Linked DNA regions of Homo sapiens: region 2 is linked to region 1. The links are chromatin loops, found by intact Hi-C in ENCODE. Cell type or tissue: mammary epithelial cell. All regions are shown on one strand. Region 1 overlaps CYP4A22-AS1 (CYP4A22 antisense RNA 1). Region 2 overlaps CYP4A11 (cytochrome P450 family 4 subfamily A member 11).

What was found. A loop is a pair of places that touch in the nucleus more often than their neighbours do. Peaks named below come from ENCODE experiments on the same cell type or tissue, not always from the same donor. Only the 100,000 strongest peaks of a DNase experiment are listed, where the experiment ranks them.
Region 2: it touches region 1 in a loop (28-fold over the local background); 4 of 110 quality-filtered maps call a loop at or near these places.

The regions. Positions count from the first base shown.
Region 1 is chr1:47,174,225-47,176,724 of GRCh38, forward strand. CYP4A22-AS1 (CYP4A22 antisense RNA 1) reads right to left here. Exons shown (of 6, transcript NR_199717.1): 4 at 330-400. Among named protein-coding and RNA genes, the nearest start is that of LINC00853, 3.8 kb to the right of the region's middle. In mammary epithelial cell, a CTCF peak has its summit at 1,309 (motif pointing left); a DNase peak (open chromatin) is centred at 1,177.
Region 2 is chr1:46,933,638-46,936,137 of GRCh38, forward strand. CYP4A11 (cytochrome P450 family 4 subfamily A member 11) reads right to left here. Exons shown (of 12, transcript NM_000778.4): 5 at 1,886-2,010; 6 at 1,363-1,517; 7 at 816-922; 8 at 539-729; 9 at 309-442. Among named protein-coding and RNA genes, the nearest start is that of CYP4A11, 6.6 kb to the right of the region's middle. In mammary epithelial cell, a CTCF peak has its summit at 1,403 (motif pointing right); no DNase peak of the experiment used is centred here.

The DNA of each region.
Region 1 (2,500 bases):
AAGCTGAGGCAGGAGAATTGCTTGAACCCGGGAGGCGGAGGTTGCGGTGAGCAGAGATCGCACCACTGCACTCCAGCCTGGGTGACAGAGAAAGACTTCATCTCAAAAAAAAAAAAAAAAAAAAGATATTGCAACCAATACAGAGAACAGGAACTGGTATTACATATGGAGAAAGCAATAAACTTTGGGAACAAGTTTTTGGAAAGTGTTCAGCCTCTGTTAGTCCACCATCACCCCCACGCCCCTCCACACACACTGTTTACACTGTGGTGGAATTGATTAAGTGTAGATGGATTCAACCCTTAAGGAAAACAATAGAAAGCATGTACCTTACAAGAGCCTCGGAAATGCTCATATTCTTTGATAGAGTGATTGGATCTTCATCTCCTGAGAGTCGGTCCTATAAAAAATAGTCATTGCTTCAGGACATTGATGTAAGTGGCACAAGGACCAGGGTCAAGCAGGCAAAGACAGAGGCAGAGACTAGAGATCCATGAGGAGTGGCCAGAAACAAGTGCCCTTACCCCCAGCCCAAGCCAGGACAGGAACTGGACTAGAGTAAAAGAGGACCAGGAGCACAGCCAGCCAGGATGCTTGGTAGGGGTTCAGGGAAGGGGGAGGCTGAGCCTATGCTTTCCAGGCAGATGGGAGCCATCTGGGCTCAGCTGAACCATCAGCCAAGCCTGGGCTCACCCAGCCCAGCTGGGTTGCAAACTAAATCTAGACTCTAACCAAATTGCAGACTCTTTCTAGACCCTACCCTACCAAGTAAAGAATGACCTTTGAGAAGAGGTAAAACTATGTTTAAGACCCTCAGCTGGGTGAGGTAACAGGGGTGAACATAGAGTGGACAATGGCTAGTGGGCAATGGGAATGGGCAATGATTGACAGGCAGCTGGCTGTGCACGGCAACCATGGGTCTAAAGCATGCTAGGTCTTATGCTAGGGCTTTACATTGGATGGTCACCACAGATAAAAGGAGATCCTGAGACCCGGGGAGGCTAAGTGATGTAAGCAGCTGAGCTAGTATTGACTAACCCACATTCATTCATTCAGCAAACACTGAGTACTTGTTCAATGCAGGCACTATGCCAGTTTTCGTGGGGACATCCCGTCCTCCAAGAGCTGAGGGTGAGATGTAGTAAAAGATGTCAGGGAGACGCCCCGAAGACGGTGAGGCTAGCAGAAGGAAAAACATGAACAACACGGGCATGGAGATGTGTGGTGAGGGAGGGGAGGGGAGGCAGAAGTTCCAGCAGTAGTGTTGGCAGCACTGGAAAGGGAGAAGGAGGTGGAGTCATCTAGTGGCTGCTCGAGATATTGCAGGCAAGGAAAGGAAAATCACGATGGCTGTCATTCACTGAGCATACTGCATGCTTTCTTTACATCCATTTACTCTTCACCACAACCTCATAAGATGGGCCTCATTTTATCCCTAATTTGCATATTCAGTCCCTGATATACCCTCGTTGGGGTACATCCCACTAATATAAAATTGGCAGGATGGGATTTGCTCAGGGAAATTTGGCTTCAAGCTCATGCACATAGCCACTAGGCTACACCTGCCTTGAGTTTAGATTCCTCTCGCAGATGTGAATGGCTGTATTCCAGCAGGAAAGGTCTCCCTAGCTGCAGTGTAGAGGAAAACTTGGGGGTAAAAATAAAAACAAGGGAGCAGGCAGCTGCAAACATCAGGCAAGATCGAGGCTTGAACCTGGAGGGAGATGTGTTGGAAAGAACCTGGAGGGAGATATGTTGGAAAGTGAAACTCAGGGACTGAGGGAGAGGGGGATTCTGGGTGACTCCCCTATCTCTGGTCTGGGTGAATGGATGCCACTTACAGGAACAGAGGACTCAGGTTGGTGAAAGATCAAGAATTCCATTTTGGACCTGAGGTACCTGTGGAGCTGTGCAGGAGGGAGTGGAGCTGAAGGCGCTGATCTAGAAGTTGATACTTTACTGGAAGCAGTGTAACTGAGTGCAAGGGATAAGGTCTCCATGTCAACACATAGCTCTCGGAGACCTCCTATATTCCAGGACACTTGCACATTGCAATAAAGAGGTGTATGTGGTCTTTGCCTCACAAAGTTCAGAGTTCACAATCTTGTTCAGAGAGATGGGCGGCATGACCAGGGTGAGCCTGCAGGCTCACAGAAGCTTGATGAGCTGAGGGCAGGTGGTCAGGAACAGCTTCCCAGATAAAATGGTGATCATCCTATTATACTGAGAGCGGAAGAATCAGATAGACCATCTTACCTTTCAACAGGGAGCCGGACAATAGTGTTTTTGGTGACAACAGTCTCAGCAGAGTGTTGGGGAGAGCGACAAGGCTATAGGTGCTGAGTAGTGAGTGGGAAGGATGGAGGTGGACACAGCAAATGCCACCACTCCTCTTAGATGCTTGACAGGGTCCCTCCCCACTTTCCCACATGCATGTTTCCAAATGGACTGCATGCTCTGCAAAGGCAAACACTGTTGGCTTCTTTATCTCCCCATTTCA
Region 2 (2,500 bases), 240 kb before region 1:
AGAAACACATCCCTCTCTGCCCTTGTCTGATTCTCTTTCCAGCCCTGCACATCTCAGGGAATAGAATTTTACAGTTACTGACCCAAGGCCACATTCAGAGATTAACATTTATTTCTTGAACTTTTGGTGGGTTCAAGCTCTCAGCCAGACTTTTCAAATTCTTTATCCCAAGTACAAAGTATGTTTTTGATTTTTTTAGAACAAAAGGGAGACCCAGAGATGTGCAGAATTCTGATGCACACATGGATTTCTCACCCTCCACACGTCCCTGTGGAGAGTTTAGGTGAGAGGGTGGGGGAACTTCATACCTTTGGGCAAGGAGCGCCCATCAGGGAAGGTGACGGGAGTGCTGAGCTCTCTGCCAATGCCTGGCACCGGTGGGTAGAGCCTCAGTGCCTCCTTAATGCACATGGTGGTGTAGGGCATCTGGTCCAGGTGGTTCCTGAAACAATTCCATCCTGAACACCAGCAAGGCCTGGGCAGACCAGGGGCCCCTGTGGAGAAGGCAGGGAACCCCATCTTTTGAGCCCTCACTCACCAGGTGATGGAGGCTCCATCACCCAGGAGGCTGTGGATCTCCTCCCGGCACCTCTCCTGATGCTTGGGGTGTGTGGCCAGAGCATAGAGGATCCAGGAGATCCCACTGGCTGTGGTGTCGTGGCCCTCAAACATGAACGTGTCCACCTCAGCACGGAGGTCCTTGTCTGACAAGATGCTCCCATTCTCCATCTGGGAAGACCGTGGTGAAAATGCAGGGCTTGTCTCTTGCTATGTACTTCTGGGCAAAGACTCAGGCCTCTCCTACACATACTCACTTTGGCCAAGAGGAGGATATCCAGAAAATCCAAATGCCTCTTCCTCTTGATCTTCTCCAGCTCCCCCTCCTTCTGTAGTTGAGCCTTCCTCAGTTGGATCACTTGGTCTGTACCAGAACAATGGTTACCAGGCAGAGCTGAGACCGTCAGCAGCCCCCAGGAGGCCTAGCTGCCCAACTGCCCCAGTGTGGGTGCCTGGTAGATCTCAGCATGAATGTGAGTGTGGGTGCAGGGTCAGGGGTGGAAGCTCTAGTACTGTGTGAGGCAGGGCACCCCTCCCGCCAGTGGCACAGTTCATGGAGGCTCCTCTTGAATGCTGTTTGGACAGGGTCTCATTCAGTTATCTCCATGTGGGGACATTGATAAACCAAGGCACAGAATCTGGCCCCTCACATCTCAGCTCCCAGCCCCTGAGCAAGGGAATTCCCCAGGCTGAGTGTGTTCTGCGTTCTGCAGGGTTACTAGGGGCCTTCTCTGGCTGAGGAGTCAGGGCAAGTTCTTTCGCTGTGCCTGGGAAAGGCTGGGAGACAAGAGGAAAAGACAGAACCTGTGTGCTGATGGGCCAGCTGGCAGGCGCGGTGTGTCCAGCGGCCAGCAGAGGTCAGGCTGTAGATGGTGTCATTCTGGTGAAAGGCATTCCTCACACGGGAAAAAACCAGGTTGTTCAGGTCACTAATGGCCTGTATGTAGGACTGAGAATTCCTGAGGGAGAGTATGAAGAAGGGACTGCAGTAGGGGTGGGCCCATTACCCGGAAGTAGAATGGGGTCTGAGAGGAGGCAGCCTCGGATAATGGGGACAAGCAGCCTTGAGGCAATGTTTCTTCTATCTTACAGCCCTATTATCCTTTGGCCTTTATCAGATGGTATGAACATCCAGGGTCCACCTGTGCTAGGAATTAGGCATCTGTTCCTGAGACTTTGTTTGGTCTGGACTGGAATTAGAGTTTGGTCAGGGACTGACTCTTCCTTTGTGTGGCGGTGAGCCTTCACGCTGCCCCACCTGCCCCTCAGGTATGTGCACTCCACTTGATAAGAACAAGGGCCCTGCAGCTGGAGGGTTGTCACTGACCTGTCCACCTGGATGCTGCCCTGATGGCTGAAGGCACACTTCATGATGGTGTCCAGGGTCATCAAGGAGACGTGCTGAAAGACCTCCAGAGGGGAATCCTGGCCAAGGAGCTCTTCCCATTTGTCCTGTGGTGGGAGGGGGCATGGACCTTCTTAATCTCCAAGAAGTGCTTTGCTAATAAGGCCTGGCTTTTTCATGTACCTGCAGATATCCTGTTTTTTCCTGTAGCATGCAGATATCTTGGTTGGGATTCCTCACTTTACAGAGCAGATGCATTGTAGAAACTGAGACTGTAAAGCCAGTGTTGGTAAACTGACGCCTAATTCTCACACACTTTTAATACAACATTCAACAGATCCTCTCACAATAGCATGGATTAAGTATTGAATTTTGAGATTCAGTTAGGACATATGGTTGTGAAAATTGTATTGCTATTGTTGTTCTGGGATAAATAATGGGGGACTCTTCAGTGTTCTGAGAGCTGAGCTAGTTCTGAGGGACTAGTAGGAAAGTTTCAGTGCCAAAGATAGCTTGAGGGGCCGGAATGGGCACTCTGTTGTAGAGAAAACAGGGACTTCAATTCTTTTCCATTCATCAAAATGTGCTGGGCACAGT